Regions from separate parts of the Homo sapiens genome. Here region 2 is linked to region 1. A link is an interaction called in ENCODE POLR2A ChIA-PET data of the cell type or tissue named here. Cell type or tissue: Panc1. All regions are shown on one strand.

What was found. ChIA-PET counts read pairs that join two places held together with the same protein. Peaks named below come from ENCODE experiments on the same cell type or tissue, not always from the same donor. Only the 100,000 strongest peaks of a DNase experiment are listed, where the experiment ranks them.
Region 2: POLR2A ChIA-PET joins it to region 1 with 7 read pairs; 3 of 35 experiments call an interaction of 5 or more read pairs at or near these places.

Annotation. Positions count from the first base shown.
Region 1 is chr12:75,747,385-75,755,384 of GRCh38, reverse strand. All of the region lies in intron 1 of LOC105369844 (a long non-coding RNA gene), which reads left to right. Among named protein-coding and RNA genes, the nearest start is that of KRR1, 240 kb to the right of the region's middle. In Panc1, no CTCF peak of the experiment used is centred here; no DNase peak of the experiment used is centred here; H3K27ac peaks cover 6,612 bases.
Region 2 is chr12:76,047,751-76,055,750 of GRCh38, reverse strand. NAP1L1 (nucleosome assembly protein 1 like 1) reads left to right here. Exons shown (of 15, transcript NM_004537.7): 8 at 661-732; 9 at 1,842-1,981; 10 at 2,401-2,546; 11 at 2,641-2,660; 12 at 5,098-5,220; 13 at 5,966-5,995; 14 at 6,501-6,551; 15 at 7,287-8,000. The coding sequence ends at 7,322. Among named protein-coding and RNA genes, the nearest start is that of PHLDA1-DT, 20 kb to the right of the region's middle. RefSeq lists enhancers at 1-411, 1,541-2,041. In Panc1, a CTCF peak has its summit at 208; no DNase peak of the experiment used is centred here; H3K27ac peaks cover 1,140 bases.

The DNA.
Region 1 (8,000 bases):
CAGGATGTAGTGTGTGTGTGTGTGTGTGTGTGTGTGTGTGTGTGTGTAAAAATCCAGAGCCCATCAAAAGACATCTGGTTTGCTTTGGTATTTCACTCACATAAGGAAATGTAAACAGAGGGCTCTGTTTGGATTGTGACTTTTAAAAGCTATCAGCCTATTTCAGGTATCAGGTAGTTTATAGTTTTGACATTGCCTCTACCGCACTGAGAGATATAAACCCTCTCAGGTGCAGCATTTTCACGTTTAGACTTTTTTCAGGATTCTGAGCCAGGGGAAATAAACTGAAGAAATTAAGTGGGGCCAACAGATTGTGCATAAAGATGGCCTCCTTCCTGGAAGTAAGAGTCAGGGAACTCCCTCTCTCCCAAACAAATGGGTTGATGTTCCCCACATTCACCATCAGGAGAATTTGAGTGAATTACTTCAGAAAGCTACTTCACAAGAACTTTGTGTGATGGTGACTTCCTTGATTACACATCTGTGAAATTCAGTGTGTCTGCAAACCACAAGGTTTAAACCACAGTGTTTAAAGCACACACATTTCATTGAGGTACAAATTGATTGGAATCCATAGCTTCCCTTTAGCTCCATACCAACCAATTTTTATTAGGATGCTTTGATTATATGTCTGACCTTTTTTTCTCCCCTCTGTCTTCCATCCTTTCCTCTCCTTAACTAGATAAAACAAGATAATATGTAAGAGAGAAACTTTTCTTTAAAGGCAAAGTACTATATCCACATCAGAATAATAACTTATTGATTTATTTAGCCACCCAAATTAACCTGCAACTTGGTCCCAAAAGCAAAACACACTCAGAAAAAAAAGGTTTTTAGACTTAAAACTTTTTTTCTTCCTTGTGAACTTTATCTTTGCAACTAAACATACTGAGAACATGTGCTTCATCTTTTCTGATACTTTGTTCCTTTGTGTTCTTACTGCACCAAATTGGACTGTGGCATCCCTGATTTTATAGCATTTCTATTGTCACTGCATCTGTAGCTTGGCTTACACCTCAAAGGGCTGAAGTGTGAGATGAACATCCTGCCTGAGCTATGGATGATGGTATGTCTAAGAAAGAAAATAACATGTTCTCTACATCTCATGACTGTCCTTGAATCATTTGATCACAGTTCATTTGTCTTTTTATTCACTGAGAAAACATTTCATAAATCTGTGTGAGATTTATTACGAGATTCATTAGTTTACCATTTCATCTATTTCATCTTCAACATTTTCACATTTTAAATCTAAGAAATATTAAAATTAAGAAAATAATCTCCTTTTCTTTAGACATGAAAGCTTCATGGCTATTTTTTTTTTTTTTTTGACACAGAGTCTCACTCTGTTGCCCGGGCTGGAGTGCAGTGGCGTGATCTCAGCTCACCGCACTCCACCTCCTGGGTTCAAGTGATTCTCCCGCCTCAGCCTTCTGAGTAGCTGGGATTACAAGTGCTCACCACCACACCTGGATAATTTTTGTATCTTTAGTAGAGACGGGGTTTCACCACGTTGGTCAGGCTGGCCTTGACCTCCTGACCTCATGATCTGCCCTCCTCGGCCTCCCAAAATGCTGGTATTGCAGGCATGAGCCACCGGGCCTGGCCCTCATTCATCCTTCCAAGACCCACATTAAATACCATTTCTTCCATGAAATATTTTCTAGCCCCATCACCCCAATCAGATATGAACCTTCTGAAACCCTAGTATATTAATTTACATCAATATTACAGAACATATATCACTACTAGCATTATTATATTGGTATACTTACTTTTGCTGATAGGTTGTGCAGCTGCAATGTTCCTGGCATTATGCTAGGCACTTAATTTACATTATTTCATTCAAATTTTAGGATTTCACATCAACTCTATGAACTACATAGAATCTCCATTTTATAATTTAAGACACCAAGTTTGAATAAGTTGCTCAAGGACAAGTCTTAGATTCAAATCCAGATCTATTTTCCACCAAAGCACATGCTTTCTCTATTAGACTATACTGCCTTTTGTGGTGAAAGGCTGTCTTACTTAGTTGTATGCCTCTTGTAACTCCTCAAACAATGAAAGTGATTTGTATGTAGTGGGCCTGGGAGGGTGTAGGCTGGGAGCTGCCAGCATATATCATGTATTATGTAAACCCTAAGATGGAGGTCAAAATGGAGGAGCACTGAACCAAGAAGAGAGACTAGGTCTGGGTGACATTACTTTAGCATCTGCATCAACCCAGTCCTATCTTTGAACTGTTCAAGTACATGAACCAGTATAGTCCAGTATGTATTGGATTTACTGTTTCATAATTTTTCTAAAACGATAGATCAGGGATATGTTGTAGGCTTTGATGTCACCAAGGTATTTGACAATTTGTTAAAATATGTTCATGGACAAGAAGGTGAATTGTAGGTTGTCTAATATATACTCAAATTATGTTTACCATTTCATCTATTTCATCTTCAACATTTTTACATTCTAAAATGTAAAATGATAGCACTCTGGAAAGGTTCTCTTTTTGGTATTTCACAAATCTTATCAATGCCTTAGAAGAAAATCTAGGTGAGCAAATATAAACTCTTATAGATCTTGAAAATAACGCTTGTACGTTGGATACCCAAATTCTAAATAGTCAGGAAGCACCTCATCCAATATGGTTATGGATAATGCACAGGAAAAAACCTAGGATGTTTAGGTTAGTGTTGGAAATCAGAGAGGAGGTGACAGAGTCTACCTGAGATTTTGCAGGGCAAGGTTAAAGGCAAGAAGCCAAGGCCAAAAAATACCCAGAGGCAGCATTAGCAATAAAACCATTCAGATATAGGTTCATATCATACTCTCGTCAATGAATAACTGTGGAACTTCAAGAAATTACTTAATCAATTACCCCTTGTTTCTGCACCTGTAGATACCTATCAACTGGGCTGTTGAGAAATAAGGAGGGCTGTTGAGGAATAACGCTTCCTATGTGGAAGTGTTAGATACACAGTAGATGCTCAATACATATGATTTGTTTGAAAGCATATTATGTACTAGGAGCTGGCTAATAATATGCTGGGAGCAAGGAGGGAAGGCCAAGGACCTGGGAGGCGGGGAAGCAGGAACAGTCATGAAGATGCATGAGTAATTCTGCAGAACATGATCTTTCTCATCTGGGAACAAATTTTTCCCCCATAACCTCTTAAGCGATCCACTTAGCACCTTGTAAGAAGGAAAGAACAAAGGTGATATAATCAATTTAACAAGGGTTAAATGTTAAGTTCCATAATAATAATAATAATAAAACCACCATTTAGATAATTATAGAACACAGTAAATTTGGTGGTGTAGATCAATAATAACTTGATTAGAGTTCATGGAATGATACTGTTTCTAAAATGTTTGGCATCCTTAGAATGTTTTGATAGAAGCAGAGGGTACATAGTCTAAGAATTATTAACTATCTTACTATTTGACCAGAGCAATTTAGCTGGAAACAATTTGATCAACATAACCTTGGTTGACATATTGATGCAGTTGAAATAGATATTTCCCAGTCATAGATTTTTGGAACATTGGTAATTTTTGTATCTAATTTTTAGCCATTGAATCTTACTCTGACTTAATTTTTCGAGTGAAAAGTTGGGACAACACCAGTGTTAATATTGGAATTCTTCATGGTTTTGAAGAGTACTTATCTTTTACTTATTATAAAAACAGAAACCCATTATAGAAAAGCTAGAAAATACAAGCAAAAGAACAACAACAAGAAATGCATCTTTTTGCCCACCCTTAGGTAACCACTGTTATTATCTTGGCTTATATCATTCCAGGTTCTTTTCCTTGCCTTTCATTGATCTGACAAAGGAAGGGACTGTGCTGCAAAGTAGTGAGCTCTCCGTTTTCAGAAGTTTTCAAGCAGAAGTAGGAAAATCTATCAGAGATGTGTCAGAGATATGGTATAAAAGAAAGGTTAAATTTTATAATGTCTAGTTTTTTTCAACTTTAGGATTCTAAGAAAAAAAACGATAAATGCCATTGTAATGCTCACAAGGATTGTTCATTTATATTGTATTTGTGGGATTCAGCTGAAAAATAACTTCTAAAATTCCAGCTCTGATTGGTAATTCATTCTGTCGTTTCTGAGGTATTGGCTTGAACGCCTATATTTGATTTCTGTGCTTGAGTAAACCCACCCACTGGCCAGACTGAACCCCAGTGTGTTTGACATTTTCCCTTTTGAACAGCATCCAGCATAATGTAGCTTACTGGAAAAAATCTACACAGTGTGACTCAGAAAGTCATGCAAGCATTTCTTTCTGTGGAATTCTTTATTTTTTTTTCCCAAAATGAAAATAGATCACATTATTTGAGGATAAACAAATCTGAAAGTGTTTCCAGTAATATCTTTTTATGTATAAGCTGCTGAAGATTAACTAGCAGTTCTTGGCTAAGATCTTGCTTCCTACCTAAATATCTCAGTAAATGCTGTCCTATTGAAATAAAATTCAACTTTTCAAAGTTTCCAACTGGAAATAGAAAATGAAGTCCTACTTCCCAGAAGGAGGAGTCATGCTTTCTTTTTGTTTAAAATGTCCGTAAATTATCCAACACAGGCCCAGCCACGCAGTGTACATTTAATGCCCTCTAAATGAAACTATGTAAGATAAAATTACAGCTTATGAAAAACCATGTAAGCTACATGGTTTAACAAGATCTGGATTCTTCTTCCTTTATCTTCCTTTGTTTTCTGATAAATTTCGGGAAATACTCCCAAATAAGCACATGTATTGTCAATACTCATAATTTAAAATTTATTATTTGTTTTAATTTTTATTTTAGGTTTGGGGGTACATGTGAAGGTTTGTTGTTACATAGATAAACATGTGTCATGGGAGTTTGTTGTACATATTATTACATCACCCAGGTAGTAAACCCAGTACCCTAATATTGTTTTTAAGGAGTTGTATTTTAGATATGTTTTTATAATTATTAATGGAGTGTTATTAGCTGAACATGCACATTTGAGATGTTCTTTAGGTAGAAGGATCTGTATGCAACTCGGCAAGTACTTTTAGAAGGTATTGACTATTGTAATGTTGGCAGTATAAAAGGAAGGAAGACAGGACCATAAGACTTGAGAGAATGGTAGTGGAAAAAGAAATAAGCTACAGAATGTTTGATCTGATCAATAAATAATAAAATAGTAGCTACATGTATTGAGTATCTACATTGTATATATTAGATACTAGGTTAGGTGGTTTGTATATACACTGCCTTTTATCGCCACCCTACAATACAGCATTATCATCTCCAATTTACGGGTGAATGTTCTGAAGCTGAGAAGAGCTGGGATTCATAGTTTGTCCCACGATAAAACTTACTTTCTTCAACCTATACCATGTTGTCTCAGACGTATCATAAATAAAACCAGGACAGACAAAGAATAAAAATGAAATCTTAAAATTCTCACAATGTAACAGTAAACAAAGTAAACAATCCAATTAGGAAATAGATAATAGACATGAAACATTTCACTGAAAAGATATACAGAAGGCAAATAAGCACATGAAAAGATGTTCTACATCGTCAGCCGTTAGGAACATGCAAATTAAAACCATAGTGAATTTAAAATTTAAATTAAATTAAAACCATACAGTACATCTATCAATGGCTAAAAAAAAAAAAAAAAAAATTAATGATGTAACCGTCCAATGGGTTCACTTTTCCCTCTGCCTAGACAGAGCCAATTTATCAAGACAGGGGAATTGCAATGGAGAAAGAGTAATTCACGCAGAGCCAGCTGTGCCGGAGACCAGAGTTTTATTGTTACTCAAATCAGTCTCCCCAAGCATTTGGGGATCAGAGTTTTATTTTTATTTTATTTTATTTTTTATTATACTTTAAGTTCTAGGGTACATGTGCACAACGTGCAGGTTTGTTACACATGTATACATGTGCCATGTTGGTGTGCTGCACCCAGTAACTCATCATTTACATTAGGTATATCTCCTAATGCTAACACTCCACCTTCCCCCAACCCCATGACAGGCCCTGGTGTGTGATGTTCCCCACCCTGTGTCCACGTGTTCTCATTGTTCAGTTCCCACCTATGAGTGAGAACATGTGGTGTTTGGTTTTCTGTCCTTGCGATAGTTTGCTCAGAATGATGGTTTCCAGCTTTATCCATGTCCCTGCAAAGGACATGAACTCATCCTTTTTTATGGCTGCATAGTATTCCATGGTGTATATGTGCCACATTTTCTTAATCCAGTCTATCATTGATGGACATTTGGGTTGATTCTAAGTCTTTGTTATTGTGAATAGTGCCACAATAACATACGTGTGCATGTGTCTTTATAGCAGCATGATGTATAATCCTTTGGGTATATACCCAGTAATGGGATGGCTGGGTCAAATGGTATTTCTAGTTCTAGATCCTTGAGGAATCGCCACAGTGTCTTCCACAATGGTTGAACTAGTTTACAGTCCCACCAACAGTGTAAAAGTGTTCCTATTTCTCCACATCCTCTCCAGCACCTGTTGTTTCCTGACTTTTTAGTGATCACCATTCTAACTGGTGTGAGATGGTATCTCATTGTGGTTTTGATTTGCACTTCTCTGATGGCCAGTGATGATGAGCATTTTTTCATGTGTCTGTTGGCTGCATAAATGTCTTCTTTTGAGAAGTGTCTGTTCATATACTTCAGCCACTTTTTGATGGGGTTGTTTGATTTTTTCTTGTGAATTTGTTTAAGTTCTTTGTAGATTCTGGATATTAGCCCTTTGTCAGATGGGTAGATTGTAAAAATTTTCTCCCATTCTGTAGGTTTCCTGTTCACTCTGATGGTAGTTTCTTTTGCTGTGCAGAAGCTCTTTAGTTTAATTAGATCTCGGAGATCAGAGTTTTAAAAGATAATTTGGCGGGTAGGGGCTTGGAAAGTGGGGAGTGCTGATTGGTCAGGTTGGAAATGGAATCAAAGGGGGTTGAAGTGAGTTTTTCTTAACGTCTTCTGTTCCTGGGTAGGATGGCAGAACGGGTTGGGCCAGATTACCAGTCTGGATGGTGTCAGCTGATCCGTCAAGTGCAGGGTCTGCAAAATATCTCAAGCACTGATCTTAAGCTTTACAATAGTGATGTTATTCCCAGAAGCAATTTGGGGAGGTTTAGACTCTTGGAGCCAGAGGCTGCATGACCCCTAAATTGTCATTTCTAATCTTGTAGCTAATTTGTTAGTCCTGCAAAGACTGGACATCAGGCAAGAAGGGGGTCTTTTCGGAAACGGCTGTTATCAATTTTGTTTTAGAGTCAAAACATGAACTGAGTTCTTTCCCAAAGTTAGTTTGGCCTGCACCCAGCAATGAGCAAGGACAGCTGAAGGTTTATAAGTAAGATAGAGTCAGTTAGGTCTGATTTCTTTCACTGTCATAATTTCCTCAGTTATAATTTTGCAAAGGCAGTTTCAGTGACATCACCCAGTGCTGGCAAGGATGTAGAGAAACTGGATCATTGTTACATTGCTGATGCTACAGAGATTCTGGAAAACAGTTTGCAGTTCCTTTAAAACTAAACATGTAATTACCATATGGCTCAGTAATTGTACTCCAGGGAATTTGTCCCAGAAAAATGGGAGCTTATGCTCACACACAAAACCTGTACACAAATGTTTAAATCAGCTTTATATATAATAGCCCGTAACTAAAAATGACTCAGATATTCTTCAACAGATGAATGGTCAAACTGTGGTATATCAGTACCATGGAATACTACTTATAAATAAAAAGAAATGAGTTACTGATACATGCAACAATCTGGATGAATCACCAAAGGATTATGCTGAGGTTTTTTTTTTTTTTTTTTTTTTGAGACGGAGTTTCGCTCTTGTTGCCCAGGCTGGAGTGCAATGGCGCAATCTCGGCTCACTGCAGCCTCCGCCTCCCAGGTTCAAGCAATTCTCCTGCCTCAGCCTCCCGAGAAGCTGGGATTACAGGCATGCACCACCACGCCCGGCTAATTTTGTACTTTTAGT
Region 2 (8,000 bases), 300 kb before region 1:
GGAAGTATGATGGGAAAGTTAATCTTATAGCTGCAATTATGCAATTCCCTTAACTCTTCCAGGAGAAATTTGCATTTTAAAAGAATACCATAAAGATGTTAAACTCATTCACAATGGTTACATTCTCTGGCAAACCATAACTGTTGTCACCTTTGGGAAACTGCCTCAAGCATTTCTTGAGTGAGCCCCTACCGTCTACATTGTAGTAGTACATGTTGCCCTGTCTTGTCATTGTTGGAAGTTACATGGAGAAAAAGAAATGATCTTCACACAATTACTGCTTATTACAATTCTACTTTAGCAAAGTGGAAAAGGAACGACCAGGAGGAAGGGGACAAGCAGCTGGAAAAGGCAGCAATTACAATCAGGAAACATTTTAAAAGTAGATATGCCTTATTTAGACTTGATTTTGGATTTTTCAACCTATATAATAATTCAGTTGTCTATTTGGACACTTTTTCTCTACCAGTGGCAGTAGAACTACAGTATAAATTAGCTTTAGTATAAGCCATAACCTGGAGAGTAAGTCTTAAGGTTCATAATTGCTATACAAAACTACTTTGAAATATATTATGTCTCAGTCAGCTGGTGTTTGTGTAGTAACAGAACACAGTCCTCGAATGCCATGTTATTCATTTTTATTATTTTTTTAATTTGAAGGAACACGATGAACCTATTCTGAAGCACTTGAAAGATATTAAAGTGAAGTTCTCAGATGCTGGCCAGCCTATGGTAAAAGAACTTTGAAATATTTATAATTTTGTAACATGCTTACAGGTAGATAAATAGAAGCTTTTAAAAAGATAACATTCAAGGGTAAGGTTGGTGCTCTTTGTTATAGTGAATAAATATTTGGATGCTGCTAATTGTGAGGCAGTATTTATTCCTTTTCCTCCTTCTGATCATAAATTGTGTTTGAAACACAGACAATCCTTGTTCCTGGATAAGTGGATAAAAATAATGCCAAGGGAACATGAATAAGTACTTTTTCTGCATTAAAAGGCATGAGCTTGGGAATTACACAAAACTGATGTTAGAGGATGCCCACTCCCTAATGAGGAAAGATCAGCCAACAAGCTGTCCACCAAACCACCAGAATTAATGTCAACTAAGGGCAAAACTGCTAAGAATATAGGCTGTAGATGCTTAAGGTTGGGCTTTTTCTGTGTCAAGTTCACGTTTAGTCTACTATTTAAAAGCCTGATTCCTCCAGTAGTTGGGGAGTAAGGGAGGCAACATGGTCACTTTATTCAGGAATGCCTAGCCTGTTGTGTAAACATGTTAATTATTTAATAGATGTAAATTGAAACTAAGTTCTATTCAGTTCAATTTGTACCTCATTATTATTTTAACGTAATTTTTTTGATTTTAACATAATTTGGGGCTCATCTGACAGTCTGTCCCATTCTTAAATATTTCATGGCTGGGTGCAGTGGCTCACACCTGTAATCCCAGCACTTTGGGAGGCCGAGGTGGGTGGATCACTTGAGGTCCGGAGGTCAATACCAGCCTGTCCAACGTGGTGAAACACTGTCTGTACTAAAAATACAAAAATTAACTGGGTGTGGTGGCACACACCTATAATCCCAGATAATTGGCAGGCTGGCGCACCAGAATCACTTGAATCTGGGAGGCAAAGGTTGCAGTGAGCTGAAATTGTGCCCCTGCACTCCGGCCTGGGCAACAATGCAAGACTCAGTCTCAAAAAGAAGATTGTATTTCAGAGTAGAAAAAAAAATTATCATTTAGAATATTTATAAAAACAGATGAAGCTGTGTTTACTAAAGTACTGAAATATGTGAGGTAGGTATTTAACTGATTTTTATGCTTCCTCTCCCCAGAGTTTTGTCTTAGAATTTCACTTTGAACCCAATGAATATTTTACAAATGAAGTGCTGACAAAGACATACAGGATGAGGTCAGAACCAGATGATTCTGATCCCTTTTCTTTTGATGGACCAGAAATTATGGGTTGTACAGGGTGAGTTTAATTTTACTACCTTAACAAAATGTTTTTTCTGTTTTTGTTATACTTGATTTGTATACTCGGTTATTTTCAGTTACATATGTACATAGTCTGTCTCTGAACATTTTGGTAATATGTTTTCTGAAAAGTGCTTATCAAGTTTCCTGTAATTCTCCTTGGACCCATGACTGTCTCACATATATTTTTGCAGAGGAATGCTTCTTTAAATTATACTATGTGTTTGTGCTAATTGTAAATGTGTTTATTTTAAATATTTGCTTAGAAATAAAATTTTTCCCTTTATACTGCTATAGAAAACATTTGAAGCAATTCACCCTTCTAAAATTTGAAATCTAAATAGAACATTTACTTCTAAAAGTTTAGCAGTTGAAAGATTGTCAATTGTAATAGATTTTTCTTCTTTGTTTTGCAAGGTGCCAGATAGATTGGAAAAAAGGAAAGAATGTCACTTTGAAAACTATTAAGAAGAAGCAGAAACACAAGGGACGTGGGACAGTTCGTACTGTGACTAAAACAGTTTCCAATGACTCTTTCTTTAACTTTTTTGCCCCTCCTGAAGGTAAATAATGTTTTAGCTTGAGTATTAACGGTTGTTTTATAAAAAGCATTGCTTAGCTTCTTATTCATTGTAATTTCTTTTCTCAATTTTGCAGTTCCTGAGAGTGGAGATCTGGTAAGTTGAATTGTTATATATTTATTGAATTGTTAAGTATATTTGAAATTAAAGCACTGAATTTCAAAAATGGAGAGTGGGATGGTTGTTACATTGAGTTCTGAGGCCTACAATGCATGGGGCAGACTTTTTGGATATGAAAAATAATTCCATTCAAAATTATATCAGTGCTTCTGCTGAGAAACACTGAGATAAAAAGCTTAAGGTTTTCTTTTCTTTTGAAACTTCACATATTGCTGTGAGGGATTTAACTTTTCAAAACTGTTGTCTTCCTTAGTAAAACCAGAATATATTAAGTCACTTATACTGTTACATTCCTAACTACATTATGGTTCAAATTCATTCCTGAATTTGTTACTCCAATGTAAATATGGTTTCATATTGTGACTAAGTATGTTCACATATATGGCATATGGCAAAGAACATGAAATGTTCCTGCCATATAGACTGAACTGAGGAACAACCTTAAAGAAAGTCTATACACACAAGGTAGGGCAGGTATGTTTTGAATTTGGTTTTCTTTTGGGCATGTTTTTGAATTTAAATTAACTGAGATAGTTTAAATAGTTTGTACATATATGGAATTAGAAATTAACCTAAACTGAATACTTTTGAATTGGAATACTCTTGGCTAAGACTTAGAACAAATTTGTAAAAGGCAAAAGTAAGTATTTCTGGCTTGGCTTATAGGACAAAAAAAGAGAACATAAAGCAGTGTGAATTTCAGGTGAGAAAAACTACTTTAAGTATTAAGATAGAGCATCACACTATTTTCATATCAGTGGATGGGTTGGAGTTTGTGTTCAAGTTTGGGGTTTTTTTTTGTTTGTTTGTTTGTTTGTTACTAAATATTGATGATGACAAAACAGTCTAGTTAAGGATAGAAAACCTCCACCTGTGGTTTGAATTCCTCCCCACCCCCTTTTGGATTTTTCTATTTATTAGATTATGTTGTTGACTCAAACATTCATGGAATTCACAGAGGGTGTGCTCATTGTTTAGTATCATAGAACTTGTATCATTGTTTAGTATCATAGAAGTGGGATTATTTTATTTTATTATTATTATTTTTTTTTTGAGATGAAGTATTGCTCTGTCATCCAGGCTGGAGTGCAGTGGTGCGATCTCCACTCACCACAACCTCTGCCTCCCGGGTTCAAGCAATTCTCCTGCCTCAGCCTCCCGAGTAGCTGGGATTACAGGCACGTGCCATTGAACTCGCTAATTTTTGTATTTTTAGTAGAGACGGGGTTTCACCATGTTGGCCAGGCTGGTCTTGAACTCCTGACCTCAGGTAATCTGCCTGCCTTGGCCTCCCAAAGTCCTGGGATTACAGGCATGAGCCAGGCCAAAGTGGGATTATTTTAATTGTGAATAATGTCAGACCCACTTTTGCCCTGTGCTTTTCTATTAAATAGAAATCCTAAGCCAGGTACAGCTTCAGGCACCTGTAGTCCCAGCTGCTCTGGTGGCGGAGGTGGAAGGATCACTTGAGGCCAGCCTGGGCAACATAGCGAGACCCTGTCTCTAAAAAAGAAAAGTGCTAGGGGCACCTGATTTAGTTAGTATATTGTCTTTCTGAACTAGGACTGTCTCATTTGGGATTAGTAGACTTAAAACTGTACAGCTGTTTGGGTACTGTCTTTTAGGAACTATAAAGTGATCCTCTGTGGTTGTTTATTATGTCCTTCTATTTGCTATGTACTTAACAATATTAACAATAACTATATATTAACAATAACCCAAGGGTTTTTTTTTTTATTTTTCTATTTGGTGTTTTCAATAATATTTTAAAAGGAAAATTGCGGACATGTAACAGTTGCTTTTATGTATTTATGTTTAAACCAGCAAAAACTAAGCAGTTCTAATTTTTATTCTTCACAATTTATCTTAGTATGCATACTGGCCTGCTAGCTTATTTTCTTTTTGTTAAAAACTTGGAAAAGTTATTAAGGAAATTTAAAAATGACAAATCATTTGTTAACATGGTGTGAGAAAAATCATGGAAAGTAAAAAGTAAAGTTGAGCATTTCTTCCCTTCATCATATAATTTAAACTGAAGAGTCTGTCTTTTTTTTTTTTTTTTTTCGGTTGCCCAGGCTAGAGTACACTGGTGTGATCACAGCTCATTTCAGCCTCAAGCTGCTGGGCTCCAGCAATCTTCCCACCTCAGCCTCTCAAGTAGCTGAGACTACAGGCGTGTGCCACCCTGCCCAGTTAATTGTTTATTTTTTGTACAAACGCAGGGGGCGTCTCACTATGTTGCTTAGGTTGCTCTTGAACTTCTGGGCTCAAGTGATCCTCCTACTTTGGCCTCCTGAAGTGTTGGGACTACAGTTGTGAGCCATCACACCCAGCCTCTAAGAGTCTTACATGTGCCAAATTAAGTAACACAGTTATTCCTAAATTTTCTGCTTTTGTTTTCCTTTAAAAATAGGATGATGATGCTGAAGCTATCCTTGCTGCAGACTTCGAAATTGGTCACTTTTTACGTGAGCGTATAATCCCAAGATCAGTGTTATATTTTACTGGAGAAGCTATTGAAGATGATGATGATGATGTAAGCGAATTTGAATCCTGCAAAGAAATAATTGGTTGAGGGTATAGTGGTCAGAATTGGTAATAGATTAGTTTAGTTTTTAAGAAGCAGGACATAATATAATTCAAAATTAGGCTAATTACTGATGTTCTGTATATAGCTTTTCTGGGTTTTAAGTATGTCTCCTTAGGATTTTTGGATTCATTTATCTTAGCTTTTAATTTTCTGCTAATAAGATTGTTCTGAGTTTATGAAACTTTTTTATGTTTGGTTAGTGCTATAGATCTATTATGCCCTTGCCTTGACTTCACAGAGCTAGGACTTTCTTTAGTGCACAAGAAAACATTTACTGGGAGGCATAGAATTTCTATTCAAGGTAGTATTGAATGATGGTTAGGTTAAGATTAGGTTGCATATAGATGTTTTGAATATGTTTATTGCTCAACGGCAATTGTTAGAGTAGGCTTTAGGTCCTTTTCGTACAGTGCATTCCACACTTAAGTGTAGGTGAGTAATATTTACAGTAATACTTGTCTGATCATCCACTTTATCCACATGATTGTACTCTGTTCTTTAATTTTATAAATTGGCAGTGAGCAGAGTGATTCTTGCAGCTACTATGTGTTTTAATTTATAATCAGCCCCTTGATAGGAAAGTAGGTTTTCTCTTTTTAGACACTAGTTTATACAGTGATAAATGTTACTGATGCTACTCTGAAATGTGTGTTACATTCACTCAACACTTAACGCTGTTTTTCCTTTTCAGTATGATGAAGAAGGTGAAGAAGCGGATGAGGTAATGTTTACCAAATGAGCAAATAATTCTCTGTGGTTAACACATTGAGAAGCAAATTGAATGACTTATGTATTCCTTTGCTATAATCATTCTGTGATTTGGGATAAAAACATTTTGGAAAACATGATTTTAGAATTCTACAGCCAAACAATGTATGTATAAGGTTTCAATAAATAAATTGCAAAACTCAGCAACATTTTTTTATTTCAAATAATTTTGTTCTGCTGCAGGGTTATCAGCTCTTTGAAGAAGTCAAAAGCTGCAGTAAACTTTTCCAACGTTGGCTGCAGTAACTATTTTCAATAAAAGCTGTCTGGATGTCTCAAGTTGTGTTGGGAAATTTTTCATATTAGAAGCTTTCAAATTAAATTGTATTATCATCAAAGTCTGTAATCATGAAAATCTGTTGATCCGTAGAGTAACTTGTATTAAATTTTCCCTACATTATGAGCCAGTTTACCTACTATGTACATACTTCATGGATGCATTTTGAACTTTAATATAGGAAGGGGAAGAAGAAGGAGATGAGGAAAATGATCCAGACTATGACCCAAAGGTGAGCAAAATTAGTGCTGCTTTCTATTAAATTTAAGATAGCTAAAGTAAGAGTTGGTGTTTTTGAATATCAAGTTTCTCTCCGTTAAAGTCTTTAATAAATAAAGCCTATTGACTGGATAACTTTGTTTTTTCAGTCCCACTGGCATTGTGAACAGTACACATAATTTCAGTGGACGTTTTTCTAAAAAACATTGTTTTTTGTTTGGACTTCGTGCTTTTTATAGTTTCAGGTACAGTGAACCCTAGGATTCTATTTTAATGGGACGATTTGTAACAGTTTTTAAGCATTAGAAAATAAAGGTTTTTAAAAGATCTGGTTGTAGGAGTGTTCGGGAACTGGGGAGCAGTGCAGTTTGTTAGATCCTTCCAACTACTCTTACTCAGTCCCTGAGAGTCCTAGTCTATTATTCCTGAGAATTTGTTATATTAGGATTAGCAAAAACAAAGCTGATTGGTAATATAACTAACATAAATTGCTTGGTAACTTTATTTTTTTAAGATTATGGTTTAGCGTGTGTCACATTTTATGGAGTTAATTCTACAGTGTAAAGTTTGAGCTTGATTTTAGCATTTCAGTGACTTGCTAATAAAATAAATAATTTACCACCATTGTCCTATACCATTTCTTTTGACAACAGTGAGCTACTGTTATAATTAAGGCAGTAATTACTATTGAGAAATTCACTGAAGCAGGTAGAAGAAGATAGATTGACTTGTTGTTTTCCTTTAACAGAAGGATCAAAACCCAGCAGAGTGCAAGCAGCAGTGAAGCAGGATGTATGTGGCCTTGAGGATAACCTGCACTGTAATAGCCTAAACACAACTCTTATTTACTTACAGCCTTATGTTTTTGTATTTTCTTGGTAGACTAGGTAATTTTTTTTTAAAGGACAGGAAACTGATATTTTAAAGACCAATTTGTTCTACCTAGCATTTTAACTAGTTTTTCTGCCAGCTATGTTGAATGCACAAATTCTGTCACGCATGTTCATTCATTGCTACATAATTTGGTTCTTCTGGAATATTTTTATGTAGCTCTTGGAGTACAGCTATGAAAATTAACAACTGTTAAAGGAAATACCTTTTTTTTTTTTTTGTAATTTTTTCCTTGAAGAACCAAAGTATTTTTTCAGCTGGTTGTTGAATAGGGTTAAGTCCGCTTGGATTAGCTGTGCCTTTCATTACTTTGTTACAGAAATGCAGTGACTTATACTAAGACAATTTATTGTTTAAAAAAAAAATTGGCAAGACAACTATATGGTTAAGAATTTCCAGTATGACCACACCCAATAACTGTTATTAGAGTGTTAATGGATTATTGTGTTTTAGGTGACATAGTTAACTGTAAAGTAACCTGACTCAGTATAGTTACTGGTACCACAGTGAGGTGAATAAAACGGGATTTTCAGAAGTTAGCCTGAATTTAACTGTATTTTTAAATTTAACC